Linked DNA regions of Homo sapiens: region 2 is linked to region 1. Evidence: read pairs that join two places in POLR2A ChIA-PET (ENCODE). Cell type or tissue: OCI-LY7. All regions are shown on one strand.

Region 1 (8,000 bases):
TTCTTTGTTTTATGACCTTGGGCAAGGATGTTAACTTCCCTGAAGCTCGATGTCTTCATCTGTAAAAGGAATAATATTAGCACCAACCTCATATTATTGGTTGTGGGGATTAATGAGATGATACATGTCACATGCTCAGCACACTACCTGGCAGATACTGTCTTTAAATGGGAAAAGCCAGGTTGTGACTTTTTTGGTGTGGGGAAGGTGAGACACGACATAAACGTAAAGCATCACAACCTCCCCCAAATGTGAACACTTTAGCATAACTTTAATCATTATAAATTAGTTTATTAATTAATGATAGCATGGTATATTTAAGAACACAGCTCTGGAGCCAGACTGCTCTGGTTCAAATCCTGACTGTACCACTGGCCAGATGTGTGACCTTTTGGAAGTTACTTAAGCTCTCTTTGCTCTGCTTTCCTTGCATGTAAAATGAGGCTAATTATAGGACCTACCTTATAGAGTAGTTCTGAGGATGAAATGAGATAATGCAAACAACACCCTTCCTTAGCCCAGTGCCTTAGTTGATGTGCAGAAAATGTGACATTATTATTACTAACAAATTGATCTATATTCCTTTTTGGCCTTTAAAGTTTTTTTTTTTTTTTTTTTTGTGACAGAGCCTTGCTCTGTCACCCAGGCTGGTGTGCAGGGGTGCCATCTCAGCTCACTGCAGCCTCAGCCTCCCAGGTTCAAGTGATTCTCCTGCCTCAGCCTGCTGAGTAGCTGGGACTACAGGCATATGCCACCACGCCCAGCTAATTTTTCTATTTTTAGTAGAAATGGGGTTTCACCATGTTGGCCAGGCTGGTCTCAAACTCCTGACCTCAACTGATCCACCTGCCTTGGGCTCCCAAAGTGTTGGGATTACAGCGTGAGCCACTGCACCTGGCTTTTAAGCATCTTGAATGAAGTTTTGCCTTGGTTTTCACAGCGTAACTACTGCATGTGCTCTTTGCACTTCACTGAAAGTTTTTTTCCAAGCTCGTTTCTCTTCCTATTCATGTTAGCACTGGGAGCTGGGAGAGAAGACTAACCATTTCCCAGCATCAGGCAGCATCCTTTGGATGTTGTAGAAAGAGGCTGGTTAGCTCTTGGAGAAGCGTGAATGGGCCACTCTCCTGGGTCCAGCCTTTTGTCCACTGGGGACAATGTGTGGCTTTCACAGTGACTCATCCTTGGGCAGCCGTGACGACATCGTGGGAAAGGAGGAACAGAGTTCAATCCAACGTGTGCCAAGGGGGCATCTCTGTCCTTGCAGACGTGGAGCTGGTGGGGGCAGGGAAGGGTTTGTTTCTTCAAGGACCAAGGAGTCAACCCAACTAGCAGAGGGTCAAGTTGAGCAACTGAAAGGATGTGAGAAAACAAAAAGTGCTGGCTTGGTGGGCTCGGCCTTTTTATTTTGAAAAACGCTCCTTTTAGCTCTCAATTGGCCCCTTGAGCTGCAGGGAGCAGTGCCAGTTAACCCACATTTAATTAGAAACTGGGTTAGTGGACATTCTCTTTCTTCCCAGAGCATGTCCTGGGTATTGGAACCTTTCCAGGGACTGGTACAGTAACAGCCATTTACATGGCCCTGGCTTTCTGGGCGCTGGAATCAGCCTTGGGTGAATATACATCCCTACCCTTCCCCCAACCTCTGCTGACTCTCTCCTGATGGAATTTGCCAACTCCACGCATAGAATGCAGACTTTCCCTGGATTTGTCTAAGCCTCAGTCTCCTTGGTTTACCTCTGCTGTTTAGGAAACACTTAATCCTCACCTTTGAGTTTTTATTTTGCTCTTTAGTGGTGACATTGTGTGCATTTCCTTTTGTTTGGTGACTCGTGTGTGTGTGTGTGTGTGTGTGTGTGTGTGTGAGAGAGAGAGAGAGAGAGAGAGAGAGACAGAGAGAAAGCTTTCCTCTCTCTCCCCCACCAGGCCTCACTGTGTCTTGTTTCGGGGACTGAGACCCGGCAGACAGTGACACAGTGACTTCCTTGTCTTCTTGGTTCCCACCAGCTGATGGGCAAGGTCATTTTCAAAGTCCTGACACCTGCTTATCATAACCGCCAGCTGCACTCCACAAAGAAGACCCCTCCCCCACACCAGGGAAAAGGGGATATAAGAATAGACCTGGGGGGGACCAAGAGCAAGAGAGTGAAGGACACTGTGCACCAACTCAGAGGTGTGGGTGGGCATTTGGATTGACAACTGTGCTTAGCACCAGCTGATGTAAATTTTCCATCCTAACGGTAGCTATTTTGAAAAACTCTCCACACATTCGAGAAGTCTTTAAAATAATAAAACATTTGCATGGACATTATGTGATTTGATCTCCTTTTTGTCATTCTTTTTTCTTTTTGAGACGGAGTTTCGCTCTGTTGCCCAGGCTGGAGTGCGGTGGTGCGATCTCAGCTCTCTGGATCCTCCGCCTCCCGGGTTTAAGCAATTCTCTGCCTCAGCCTCCCGAGTAGCTGAGATTATAGGCGCCCACCATCACGCCCAGCTAATTTTTTTTTTTTGTATTTTTAGTAGAGACAGGGTTTCACTATCTTGACCAGGCTGATATTGAACCCCTGACCTCATGATCCTCCCACCGAGGCCTCCCAAAGTGCTGGGATTACTGCGCCTGGCCGTTTTTGTCATTCTTGCAAGCAGCATTACCTTTTAGAAAGCAGTTTCAGTCCACCTGCCTGCGTCTTACCACTTGGATGTGCTGTGATGTCTGAGGCTCTGTATCACGAAATACATAAATTGGATTGGAAGGTGGATTTCAGTAGAGGTCACAAATGGCAGAAAGATAGTTGTGTGATAGTTGTGCATGTTCTTTTCCTTGTGTGGGTGTGAGTGCCACTAGGGTCCTGTAGGGGCATGGTCTGCTCTGTGAACTTCCTGCTGGATATGAGGACGCACCCAGGTGGACCCCTGCCTCTGTGGTCTCTGTCTGCAAGATTCGGCCATCTGGGGATTGGAGATCCAAGAGTTCATCATTGCCAGTGCTGCTTGGGAATTGGTGGGAACAAGACTTGTCTCACCACTGAACATGCTGTGGTCTTGAAAATGTAACAAGGGTGGCGAAGTGTCTAGGGCTTTAGATACAGGTAGATCCATTTTGAGGGTCTGAAACTTATATAATTTGGGGGACCTTTTCAAGAAAAAGAATTTTAAGGCCAGGTGCAGTGGCTCACGCCTATAATCCCAGCACTTTAAGAGGCAGAGGCAAGAGGATCACTTGAGCCCAGGCGTTTGAGACCAGCCTGGGCAACATAACTAGACTTCGTTTGTACTAAAAAAAAAAAAAAAAAAAAATTAGCAGGGCGTGGTGGTGTCCGCCTGCAGTCCTACCTACCCAGGAGGCTGAGGCGGGAGGATAGCTTGAGCCCAGAATGTTGAGGTTACAGTGAGCCATGATCCTGCAACTGCACTCCAGCCTGGGCAACAGAGAAAAAATAAAAAGAATTTTTAAATATCCCTTTCCGAATTTTACAAAATTGTAAGAGCACATACACCTTTCTAAGGAGGGTCCTGTGAAGTGAGGGGCCCCTAAGCTTCAGTTTCATTGGTTTCCTAGAATATCCATTTTGGGCTGTAGCAAAACAAGTAGAGACATGTTGTGAGGGAAGGTTTAGAGGTAGGAGAGTAAGAAGTTTATCTCTAGGTCAGATTAGAAACGGGGTATAGTGTTACCATGTGTCTGCAGGTGGCTACTTAACTCAGTTGTAGCCAAAAGCAGTCCTAGTCATTTACATAAGTGAATGAGCGTGGCTGTATACCAGTAAAACGTTATGTAAACTGGCAGACGGCTGGATTTGGCCCTCAGGCCCTAGTCTGCCAACCTCTGGTTTAGACAATTAATAATTTCAGGTTGTTGGCAGACTTTTGCTAAAAAAAAAAAAAAAGTACATGAAAAAAGTTAACAAGCTTTGGCCGGGCACAGTGGCTCACGCCTGTAGTCCCAGCACTTTGGGAGGCCGAGGCGGGAGGATCACGAGGTCAGGAGATCGAGACCATCCTGGCTAACACGGTGAAACCCCGTGACTAGTAAAAATACAAAAAAATAAATTAGCCAAGTGCAGTGGCGGGCGCCTGTAGTCCCAGCTACTCAGGAGGCTGAGGCAGGACAATGGCCTGAGCCTGGGAGGTGGAGCTTGTGGTGAGCTGACATCACGCCACTGCACTCCAGCCTGGGTGACACAGCGAGACTCTGTCTCAAAAAAAAAAAAAAGTTAACAAGCTTTATAAATATTTGCTTTTGTAATTTTACTTTCTATGTTAACTGTTAATCTGTTTATTGTAAAAAAACTGAAAAGTTTAGAAAACTATAAAGAAATATAGTTTTCTAATTCTGCTGATCATTAAATACTGTTAATCAGTGAGTATTGTGAGAAATTTCCTTCTTGCATTGGTACGCATATGCACAGTAAATATTTTAATAGAATTATACCACATATTTGGCTCGATTTCCTGCTTTCTTCTGGAATATGGGAGTCCAGGTTGTGATGAACAGGGGTGGTGATGGAAGGGGCGTGGTTTGGAAGGAAGGTGCTGTAGTGGTTAAGGCTGTGCACTATTGTGTCCAGAATCGGTGTGTTCTTGATCTCACTGACTTCAAGAATGAAGCCGCGGACCCTCACAGTGAGTGTTACAGTTCTTAAAGATGGTGTGTCCGGAGTTTGTTCCTTCGGATATTCAGACGTGTTTGGAGTTTTTTCCTTCTGGTGGGTTCGTGGTCTTGCTGGCTTCAAGAGTGAAGCTGCAAACCTTCCCGCTGAGTGTTACAGCTCTTAAGGGGTCACGTCTGGAGTTGTTCGTTCCTCCTGGCGGGTTCGTGGTCTCGCTGGCTTTAAGAGTGAAGCTCCAGACCTTCGCGGTGAGTGTTACAGCTCATAAAGGCAGTGCAGATCCAAAGAGTGAGCAGCAGCAAGATTTATTGCAAAGAGCAGAGGAACAAAACTTCCCCAGAGTGGAAATTGACCCAAAGAGTTGCCGCTGCTGGCTCCGGCAGCCTGCTTTTATTCCCTTATCTGGCCCCACCCACATCCTGCTGATTGGTCCATTTTACAGAGAGCTGATTGGTCCATTTTACAGAGAGCTGATTGGTCCGTTTTGACAGGGTGCTGATTGGTATGTTTACAATCCCTGAGCTAGACACCAAGTGCTGATTGGTGCATTTACAATCTTTTAGCTAGACACAAAAGTTCTCCAAGTCTCCACTAGATTAGCTAGACACAGAGCACTGATTGGTGCATTTACAAACCTTGAGCTAGACACAGGGTGCTGATTGGTGCATTTACAATCCTCCAGCTAGACACAAAAGTTCTCCAAGTCCCCACCAGATTAGCTAGCCACGGAGAACTGATTGGTGCATTTATAAACCTTTAGCTAGACACAGAATGCTGATTGGTGCATTTACAATCCTCTAGCTAGACATAAAAGTTCTCCAAGTCACCACCAGATTAGCTAGATACAGAGTGCTGATTGGTGCATCCACAAACCCCAAGCTAGACACAAAGTGCTGATTGGTGCATATACAATCCTCCAGCTAGACATAAAAAGTTCTCCAAGCCCCTACTGGACTCAGGAGCCCAGCTGGCTTCGCCTAGTGGATCCCATGCCAGGGCCGGGGGCTGAGCTGCCTACCAGTCCCACACCGCATGCCTGTACTCCTCAGCCCTTGGGCCGTCGATGGGATGGGCACCATGGAGCAGGGGGCAGTGCCTGTCTGGGAGGCTCTGGCGACACAGGAGCCCACCGCCAGGGCGGGGGGCTCAGGCATGGCGGGCTGGAGGTCCCAAGCCCTGCCCAGCGGGGAGGCAGCTGAGGCCCAGCGAGAATTCGAGTGTGGCGCAGGCAGGCCGGCCGGCAGTGCTGGGGGATCCGGTGCACCCTCCGCAGCCTGGCCCGGGTGCTAAGCCCCTCACTGCCCAGGGCCAGCAGGAGTGCAGGGCCTGCCAAGCCCGCACCCACCCGGAATTCACGCTGGCCTGCGAGCCCGTGCGCAGCCCCGGTTCCTGCCCATGCTTCTCCCTCCACATCCCTCTGCAAGCAGAGGGAGCCAGCTTCACCTCGGCCAGCCCAGAGATGGGTTCCCACAGTGCAGCGGTGGGCTGAAGGGCTCCTCAAGTGTGGCCAGAGTGGGCGCCAAGGCTGAGGAGGCACCAAGAGCGAGCAACGGCTGCCAGCACACTGTCACCTCTCACTATGGCATCAGAATCCTGGGTGCAAAACCTAGTTCTGGCTGAACTGTGAGACCTTGAGTAAGTGACTTTAGTTCACTTGTCAAATGGTGATAATCATTCTACCCACCTTCTATGTCAGTTGTGAGGATTAAATTGATAAACTACAAAGAGTGGCCACGTGCAGTGGCTCACGCCTGTAATCCCAGCACTTTGGGAGGCCAAGGTGGGAAGATCACTTGAGGTCAGCAGTTCGAGACCAACTTGACCAACATTGTGAAACCCCGTCGCTACTAAAAATACAAAAATTAGCTAGGTGTCATGGCGGGCACCAGTAATCCCAGCTGCTCCGGAGGCTGAGGCAAGAGAATCACTTAAACCCGGGAGGTGGAGGTTGCAGTGAGCCAAGAGCACACCACTGCATTCCCTGGGCAACAGAGAGAGACCCTGTCTCAAAACAACAACAACAGCAACAACAATAACAAAAGAGGGCTTAGTTCACGACCAGGTACAGATTTAAGTGCTGAATGAATGTTGGCCATTCTTAATATTGTTATTGTGATTGCATTGTTGTAATAATGGTAGTGGCTCTTGGGTTTTGAGGCAGGTCACGAGGCCATCTCCTGTAGACCCCATTTCATACTCAACCTCAGTCTTCTTGGCACAGCTCGTTGGGAGCAGCCCCTCAAGTTCCCTCAGAAGGCACATGTCCCTCTTGAGTATCCTATGAGGGAGTCTGAATCCTCAGCAAGGACCACCCAGGACCCAGGGCCAGTCAGTGCTGACCATTCTTCCACCTAACCAGACCCCACCGCTTCTCCTCACCACCACCTTCTTCCTTCCTCATAGTGCAAATCAGAGGCCCTGCGAGCACTGGGAAGCAGTGAAGATGGAGTGAGGCCTGCAGTGATAAAATACTTTCAAAAGCCAGGTCTCATGAATCCTCAGCATAGCTGTAAGGGATTGGGAGTGATTATCTCCTTGTACAGATGAGGAGACCAAAGTTTCAGGTCACACAGCAGGTAAATAAGTGATAGTATTAGGACACCTTTCTTTCTGGTGTCAAATCCATACCTGCTGCCTTTGCTCTGGTTTAGATTAGGATTTCTCAACCTTGACACTATTGAATCCTTGGGTTGGAGAATTCTTTGCTGTGGGTGGCGGGGGAAGGTGGGGGGCTGTCCTGTGCATTGGAGGATGTTCAGCAGCATCCCTGGCCTCTCCCCACTAGATTCCAGTAGCACCCACCTCACCCCACTCCCTTGTAACAAAAGAAAATATCTCCAGACATTGCCATATGTCCTGTGGAAAGGCAAAAGAGGAGACGTATATATTTGAATGTGGGCAGTGGGGATTGAGAGCAACTCTATCCAACTTGGATTGCTGTCATCAGTGTGCCCCGTGGGAAATCTTTAGGGAGTTCACCGCTAGGGCAGAAAAAAGGTGAAATCGTTGTTTTAGATCATGTGCTTAGCACCATCATGTTCCTGTAAGTTCCAGGCGGTTTAACTTTGCCTCCTTGTGCCAAAAACGTCTTTGTTTTCATCAACTGTGCTTCTGTTTCTTCATTAGGCTGCATTCCGGTCCCAGTTTCACCTTCCCTCCGATTTTCCCTCGCCGGTTGCATGTTCATCATAGCTCCTACACGCAGGGGTGCTCCCACTAACTATGGAAGCGGGCGGGAGCATTTCCCCTCATACTAAAGTCTACTTTGGGTCTGCTTTGCAATTTCCTTTTGGTCTCCCTCCTGGAGATTCCTGTGCCACCTGTTAACACCCTTTTGTGTTTGGCTCATTTCTTTCTTCAAATTTTGCTGCTTTTAATCTTTCTTTCTAA
Region 2 (8,000 bases), 960 kb before region 1:
ATAGAGATGGGGTCTCACTCTGTTGCCTAGACTGGTCAGAACCCCTGGGCTCAAGTGATCTTCCCATCTCAGCCTCCCAAAGTGCTGGGATTATAGGCATGAGCCACCATACCCAGCCTGCATCCTATCTTTAGAAAAGGCATGATAGGCCAGGCACAGTGGCTCATGCCTATAATCTCAGCACTTTGGGAGGCCGAGGCGGGCGGATCACGAGGTCAGGAGTTTGAGACCAGCCTTGCCAACAAGGTGAAACCGTCTCTACTAAAAATACAAAAATTAGCCAGGCGTGGTGGTGCATACCTGTAATCCCAGCTACTTGGGAGGCTGAGGCATGAGAATCGCTTGAACCTGGGAGGCAGGGGTTGCAGTGAGCCAAGATCATGCCACTGCACTCCAGTCTAGGCGACAGAGTGAGACTCCATCTCGAAAAAAAAATACTTTTTTTTTTTAAAGGGCATGATAATTATCTTGCTCAAAAGGCTACTATGGAGATGAAATGAAATCGTGACTGCCAGGCACCAGGCACAGGGTGCAGCTGAGGCAAAGACTTGGTGAATGGATGCTGGTACTGGTCTGTGAGCCTTTTCTTGTCCCCATTCACCTGGAGTGTCCCCTTTTTTCCCCTGAGCCCCCCAAGCCTAGCTCACTCCTGCTTAGCTTGGTCTTTGCCTCCTCCACAAAGCTGCCCTGCTCCCCAGGGTGGGGAAGTACATGGAGATCTCAGGGCATTGCTGGAGCACAGATGCATGCCCCACACCTGGTTAGTTCTGTACCAGACCTTCCACTCCATGCAGAGGATCTGTATCCATCTCAACCACAGCCATATCCCTGCACCTGCCACAAGCTCAGGCACACAATAAACGCTGAGTGAATAAAGGAAATAAGCTAGTGGATGGATGGATGGATGGATGGATGGATGGATGGATGGATGGACGGACGGACAGACAGGTACCAGGCTGAGGGACAGCGTTCATCCTGCAGGCTGTGAGTAGCACCAGGGTGTGGGGCATCCACAAGTGTGTGGCCTCGAGCCTGACAGTTCAGGCCTGAGGAATCTACATCCTGTCCCTGCCCTGGGTGGGGTGTTTGCTCTGCTCTTATTTCCACAAAACAATTAACTGCAAACACCCTCAATCCAGGGAGACAATTCTAGAAAGTCAAACGGCCCTTCCCTCCCTGACCAGGAAAGGGCGACGGGGTCTTTGCCACCTATATGTGGTTGGCTTCAGGATCCTGGAAACTGCATTCCCAAAAGCTCACAGTCTCATCTTTTAGTTTTTCTTTTACATGTAACAAAACATGCTACTCACAGGCCTTCCACTTTATCTCAGTGATTTACAGTTTCCTGCAGCCTCTCCTGAAAGATAACTTCCACCTAATTGAAATGATTATGTACTCTGCACTCGATTTTATTGTCATTTGACATCTTACTTTTTCATGAGACCAGAAGCTACTTATCTGTGTCACTGCTCCTAGCTGTGGCCAGGCCCTTGCTATACAGAATGTCATTTACTGACCCATCCCCTCAGAGTCAGACATCTGAAACCGAGGTGCTTACAGAATCTCATAATTCAAGCAGCCCCGTGGTTGGGTGCAGAACAGCATGGCCAGGGTACCGCCCTTGTGTAAAAAGGTGGAGCAAGGTACACATATTTGCCTGTCTGTGCATAAAATACCTCTGGAATGATTCACAAGAAAATGGTAACATTGTTACTTTTGGGGACAGAGATAGGAGGACTTAACACCATGTATGCCTTGGTATCTTTTGCATTTTACCACTAGGATAGGTTTTCTTTTTTTTCCTTTTCTTTTTTTTTTTTTTTTTTTTTGAGACGGAGTCTCACTCTGTCACCAAGCATGATCTCGGCTCACTGCAACCTCTGCCTCCCAGGTTCAAGCAATTCTCCTGCCTCAGCTTCCCAAGTAGCTGGGATTACAGGTGCGTGCCAGCACACCCAGCTAATTTTTGTATTTTTAGTAGAGACAGGGTTTCACCATGTTGGCCAGAATGGTCTCCATCTCTTGACCTCGTGATCCGTCCGCCTCTGCCTCCCAAAGTGCTAGGATTACAGGCATGAGCCACTGTGCCTGGCCAGGTTTTCTTTTTTAAAGGTAATTAACATTTTAAAAATCAAGATTTCCTCCTGGAGGTGAAGCCTAATTCCTGTCCTTCCTTACTTGAGGGTAGGCTAGACTTATTGACTCGCTTCCGAAGAATAGAGTATGGAAAGTGAAAAATAGTGGCTTTCCAGCAGAGAAGCCCAAGGGACACCTCCTTAACCATGTGATAAGGTGAGCCTCGCCAGTGGTACCCTGTGATGTGGCAGACTCCCTCTCAGGATGTGATGAAAGGGACGCTTCATCTCTGTGCTGTTATTTCTGCCAGGTCTGGTGTCTCACACCTGTAATCCCAGCTACTTGGGAGGCTCAGGCAGGAGGACTGCTTGAGCCCAGGACATTGAGGCTGCAGTGCACTATGATCGTGTCTGTCAATAGCCACTGCACTCCAGCCTGGGCAACATAGCAAGACTCCATCTCTAAAAAACGAAAATATTCCATGCAGGGAACCACGTGGCATTTGATGTCATGTCTCCCCTCCACTCTTTGGCAATTTCTCATTGTTTTTCTTTTTTAAAACAAAATTTTGCCCAGGTGTGGTAACTAACACCTGTAATCCCAGCACTTTGGGAAGCCAAGGTGGGCAGATCACAAGGTCAGGAGTTTGAGACCAGCCTGGCCAACGTGGTGAAACCCTGTCTCTACTAAAAATACAAAAATTAGCCAGGCATGGTGGTGGGCACCTGTAGTCCCAGCTACTCGGGAGGCTGAGGCAAGAGTATTGCTTGAACCCTGCCTCAGTGAACCTAGACTGTGCCATTGGCCTGGGCAACAGAGCAAGACTCCAGCTCAAAAAAAAAATTTTGGCCGGGTGTGGTGGCTTATGCCTGTAATCCCAGCACTTTGGGAGGTCGAGGTGGGTGGATCACCTGAGGTCAGGAGTTTGAGACCAGCCTGGCCAACATGGTGAAACCCTGTCTCTACTAAAATGAAAAAAAAAAAAAAAAATTAGGCTGGGCATGGTGGCTCACACCTGTAATCCCAGCACTTTGGGAGGCTGAGGCGGGTGGGTCATGAGGTCAGCCAGCCTGACCAACATGGCAAAACCCTATCTCTACTAAAAATACAAAAATTAGCGGGGTGTGGTGTTGTGCACCTGTAGTCCCAGCTACTCAGGAGGGTGAGGCAGGAGAATCACTTGAACCTGGGAGGTGGAGGTTGCAGTGAGCTGAGATCTCGCCACTGCACTCCAGCCTGGATGACAGAGTGAGGCTCCATCTAAAAAAAAAAAAAAAATTAGCTGGGCATGATGGCGCGCACCTGTAATCCCATCTACTCAAGAGGCTGAGGCAGGAGAATCGCTTGAACCCAGGAGGTGGAGGTTGCAGTGAGCCAAGATCGTGCCATTGCACTCCAGCCTGGGTGACAAGAGTGAAACTCCATCTCAAAAACAAAACAAAACAAAACAAAAAAACAAAAATGTTTTTTGAGACAGGGTCTAACTCTTTTGTCCAGGCTAGAATGCAGTGGGACGATCATAGCTCACTGCAGCTCAAACTTCTGGGCTTGAGCGATCCTCCCAATTCAGCCTCCGAAGTAGCTAGGATTACAGGTGCCCATCATCATGCCCAGCAATTTTTTTTTTCTGAAACAGAATCTTGCTTTGTTGCCCAGGTGGGACTTCAATTCCTGATTTCAAGTGATCCTCTTGCCTTGGCCTCCCAAAGTGTTGGGATTCCAGGCATGAGCCACCACACCAGCCCTCTCCTTGTTTCATGACTTTGATAGTATTGAGAATTGGCCTGGTATCCTATAGAATGTTCCCTACACTGGGTTCATCTGCTGGATCTAATTTTCTCATAAATAGGCCTGGCTAATAGCTTTTTTTTTTTTTTTTTTTTTTGAGACAGAGTTTTGCTCTGTCACCCAGGCTGATGTGCAGTGGCATGAACACAGCTCACTGCAGCCTTGACCTCCCACCTCAGCCTCCCGAGTAGCTGGGACTACAGGCATGTTTTCATTTTGGTAGAGACAGTCTCGCCATTTTGCCCAGGCTGGTCTCAAACTCCTGGGCTCAAGCGATCCTCCCATCTCGACCTCCCAAAGTGCTGGGATTATAGGCGTGAGCCACCACGCCCGACCCAGCCTTACCTTTATGACCCCTTAATGGTTTCTCTTATAAACTACCCACATGTCCTCTAGGAAGATGACACCAATATGTGTAGCTACCAGCAATGTACCTCCCTGCCTGATTTGTTGTGGCCTCAGACTAACTTCCTTCCAGGCATGGGCCTATTTGCTGCTGGATTCGACTGCAAAGCCCCATTCCTCTTCCTCACCCTCACCCCCAATTTGGTTTTCTGGCTCCACTCACTTACTGCTAAATCAGCATGACCATCTTTTATTGTATTTATTGTAACAGCCGTTTCTCATGTTTAAACGGCTCCACCCAATCCTAGAGGAACACCAGACCCACATGAGACCTCTATCAGCAGAACTGCTGGTGAAAATGTGAGGAATGTCTCTGTCCTTCCCTGACTCATCAGACCTCAGGATGACCTTCCTTCCTGTGAGTTATCTGCATTGACTTTTGCATCATCTGAGTGTTGGCTTTGGATGATGTCTGGGTGCTTTCTGTAGTGGAAATGGCTGAGGGCTGAGGATGTCTGGAGGCCAGAGCTGGTACCACCTATGCTACTAGCCAGCAAGGTGTCAGCTCAGGGAGGGAATCTCTTTTTTTCTTTTTTTTTTTTATTGACCCGGAGTCTCGCTCTGTCGCCCAGGCTGGAGTGGAGTGGCGTGATCTCGGCTCACTGCAACCTCTGCCTTCCAGGTTCAAGCATATTCTCCCGTCTCAGCCTCCTGAGTAGCTGGGATTACAGGCGCCTGCCACCATGCCTGGCTAATTTTTGTATTTTTTAGTAGAGACAGGGTTTCACCATGTTAGCCAGGCTGGTCTTGAACTCCTGACTTCGTTGATCCACCCGCCTCAGCCTCCCAAAGTGCTGGGATTACAGGTGTGAGCCACCACGCCCGGCCGGGAATTTCTTTTCTTTTCCTTTTTAAAATAGAGACAAGGTCTTGCTCTGTTGTCCAGGCTGGAGTGCAGTGGTGCAATCATAGCTCCTGCAGCCTTGAACTCCTGGGCTGTAGTGATTCTCCTGCCTCGGCTTCCCAAAGCACTGGGATTACAGGCATGAGCCACCACACCTGGGAGTTTCTAAATCTCAGTTTGCCCAGCTGTAAAATGGGATGATAACTTCTCTCTCATAAAGAACAGCTGAAAGTACTTTGCGAAAAGTACAATCACTTCAACTATGAGACCTCAAACCTTCTACTGAGGGCCTAAGGGCAAGATGAGAAGCGAAGGGGTGAGTGTGGGGTGAGTGTAGTCCAGAGCAGCCCTTCTCAAAATACGCTTTTTTGGGAGTGGAGTGGGGGGAGGGGATGGGATCTCAGACCTTAGCTTTAAAATTCTTGAAAACTTGACATTCTATGTGCTAAGGGCAAGGACAGCTTTAGGGCTTATGACCCATGCTCAGCTGTCGCCGAAATTCTTTAAAAAAATTTTTTTTTGAGACAAGGTCTCGCTCTATTGCCCTGGCTGGAGTGCAGTGGTGCGATCACAGCTCACTGCAGCATTGACAGCCCAGGCTCAAGCAATCCTCCCACCCCCTGCATCCCAAGGAGCTGGGACCACCAGCAGCACCACCAGGCCCGGCTAATTTGTTTGTTTGTTTGTTTCTTTGTTTGTTTGAGACAGAGTCTTACTCTGTCGCCCAGGCTGGAGTGCAGTGGAATGATCTCGGCTCACTGCAACCTCTGCCTCCCAAGTTCAAGCGATTCTCCTGCCTCACCCTCCCGAATAGCTGGGATTACAGGCACTCACCACCACGCCCAGCTAATCTTTGTATTTTTAGTAGAGACGGAGTTTCATCATGTTAGCCAGGCTGGTCTTGAACTCCTGACCGCAGGCAATCCGCCTGTCTCAGCCTCCTAAAATGCTGGGATTGTAGGTGTGAGCCACCGAGCCCAGCCTAATATTTTTATTATTTGTAGAGATGAGGTCTCACTCTATTGCTCAGGCTGATCTCTAACTCCTGGTCTCAAGCAATCCTCCTGTTTCGGCCTCCTAAAATGCTGGGATTACAGGTGTGAGCCACCATGCCCAGCTGAAATTCTTCGTAATTTCTGAAAAAGGGCCTCACATTTTCATTCTGCACCAGGCAGATCCTGCTAATGGCACTTAGTTTAAGAATGTGAGGGCTGTGGGCCACAGACTGGGATTCATCTGGAGAGGCAAAGAGGAGGCTGTGATTTGGGAGGAGGGCTGAAGCTGGGGCCCTAGGGAAAAAAGTCCCTGGGATGGGAGGTGAGCTTTTCAGAAAGTCTTGCTAAACTGGGAAGGAACCTTGCCTTTTAAATTCCTAAGAAACCTTCAGTGAAACTTCCGTTTCTGAGGTGGGGGTGGATGTGGTTTTAGAGGGACAGTGAGTCTGTGTCGGGACTGGGTCCCACTCCATACCTGCAAGGGGAGGAAGGACAGGAACATGTACTGGGTGTGCCTGGATGCCTGCCACAGGCTGGGCATATTTGCTGTGAGAAGAAAATAAACCAATAAAATAGGCTAAAGGCCTCCTCCGACTCCCCTTGTTGCTGGCTCGAGGCTGAATCTGAGCAGGGGGACCTGTTATTTCCTTGGTGTGGAGGAGTCCTGATGAGGGAAAGGGAGTCAGGCTGGTGGGACCAGGGAAAGCAAAAGCAGAAGCAGATGAGTTACAAGTCTGCCTTTCTTTGTGGTCCAGGACACAGCCCTCCTGCGCAAGTAACTCACCATCTTCCTGTGCCCAGCTACCACCAGACACCTGCAGGTGAGCTCACTGCAAGCTTGGCGTCGTGGTGCTGCGCACAGCCCTCTTCAGCACACAGTGTCAGCACCGTCCTATAAAATCTCCAGCCAGCCTTTGTTTCTTTGCAGTCGGCATCTCTCATGCAGGCTGCCCTGTCTCCTTGCAACCTATTTTTCTACTTTCTCCAATAAATCAGCCTTTTTCTGCCTACAACTGTCTTGGTAAATTATTTTACCCCCACGCCACTGGCCCAGAGAGCCATCGCTCCCCTTTGACATTTGGGCCTCCAAACTGGGATTTTGAGGGGGCAGGGACAATAGCTTCTAGTTAAGAGCTTATTCTGTGGGTCCCTGAGGAAGGGAAATGAGGCTAACAGGAAAAGGAGGTGCTCGGCTCCTGGCCTGGGCCTCAGCCCTGCTTTATGCCTCAATTCCACTTGGAAGCTGGCCAGCCGCCCTCCCTGCCCCTGACTTTACCCCAGACACCGCCTCTAAGTGGGGCCCCACCCAGCCCTACTTCCACACCTTTGTCCCCACCTGAAACCACACCCCTCCCAATGCACTAATCCAAGTCTCACCTCCTCTTCAAGGTCCAAGGCCAGACCATGTCCTCCCTGGGTCGTTCCAGCTTTACTCTCTCCTCTGAACACCTACAACACAACTGACATGGCACAGTCAGTGTCTCGTGGGCCACTGCCTCAGGGTCTTATTGTTTTATGAGGATCTATGTATTGAGCTCAGAGCTGTTCCTTAAGTGCCATATATAATAGTAAATGGCCACACGTGTGGGCCCTTGAGTCAGAGACCTGAGTTCAAATCCTGGCTGCACCGGTGTGATCTCGAGCACCTTACCCAGCATTCCTGAGCCTCAGTTGCTCCACCTATAGGGTAAGGATGGTGTCTTGGGTTTGTTGAGATAATTTATTTTTTATTTTTATTTATTTTTGAGACAGAGTGTTGCTCTGTCACCCAGGCTGGAGCGCAGTGGCATGATCTCAGCTCACTCCAACCTCTGCCTCCCAGGTTCAAGTGATTCTCCTGCCTCAGCTCCCTGAATAGCAGGGATTACAGTTGTGTGCCACCACGCCTGGCT

Evidence for each region. ChIA-PET counts read pairs that join two places held together with the same protein. Peaks named below come from ENCODE experiments on the same cell type or tissue, not always from the same donor. Only the 100,000 strongest peaks of a DNase experiment are listed, where the experiment ranks them.
Region 2: POLR2A ChIA-PET joins it to region 1 with 12 read pairs; 2 of 35 experiments call an interaction of 5 or more read pairs at or near these places.

What each region holds. Positions count from the first base shown.
Region 1 is chr3:57,010,898-57,018,897 of GRCh38, reverse strand. It overlaps a transcript of ARHGEF3 not described here. Among named protein-coding and RNA genes, the nearest start is that of SPATA12, 46 kb to the left of the region's middle. RefSeq lists an enhancer at 3,086-3,851. In OCI-LY7, CTCF peaks have their summits at 1,723, 1,925 and 2,826; DNase peaks (open chromatin) are centred at 1,987, 2,747, 3,727, 4,117 and 2 weaker places; H3K4me3 peaks cover 3,811 bases; H3K27ac peaks cover 4,975 bases.
Region 2 is chr3:57,971,556-57,979,555 of GRCh38, reverse strand. All of the region lies in intron 2 of LOC105377104 (a long non-coding RNA gene), which reads right to left. LOC124909385 (a long non-coding RNA gene) reads left to right here and starts at 4,524. Exons shown (of 2, transcript XR_007095928.1): 1 at 4,524-4,627; 2 at 6,864-7,118. RefSeq lists enhancers at 4,194-4,730, 4,435-4,936, 5,441-5,942, 5,943-6,446. In OCI-LY7, no CTCF peak of the experiment used is centred here; a DNase peak (open chromatin) is centred at 6,905.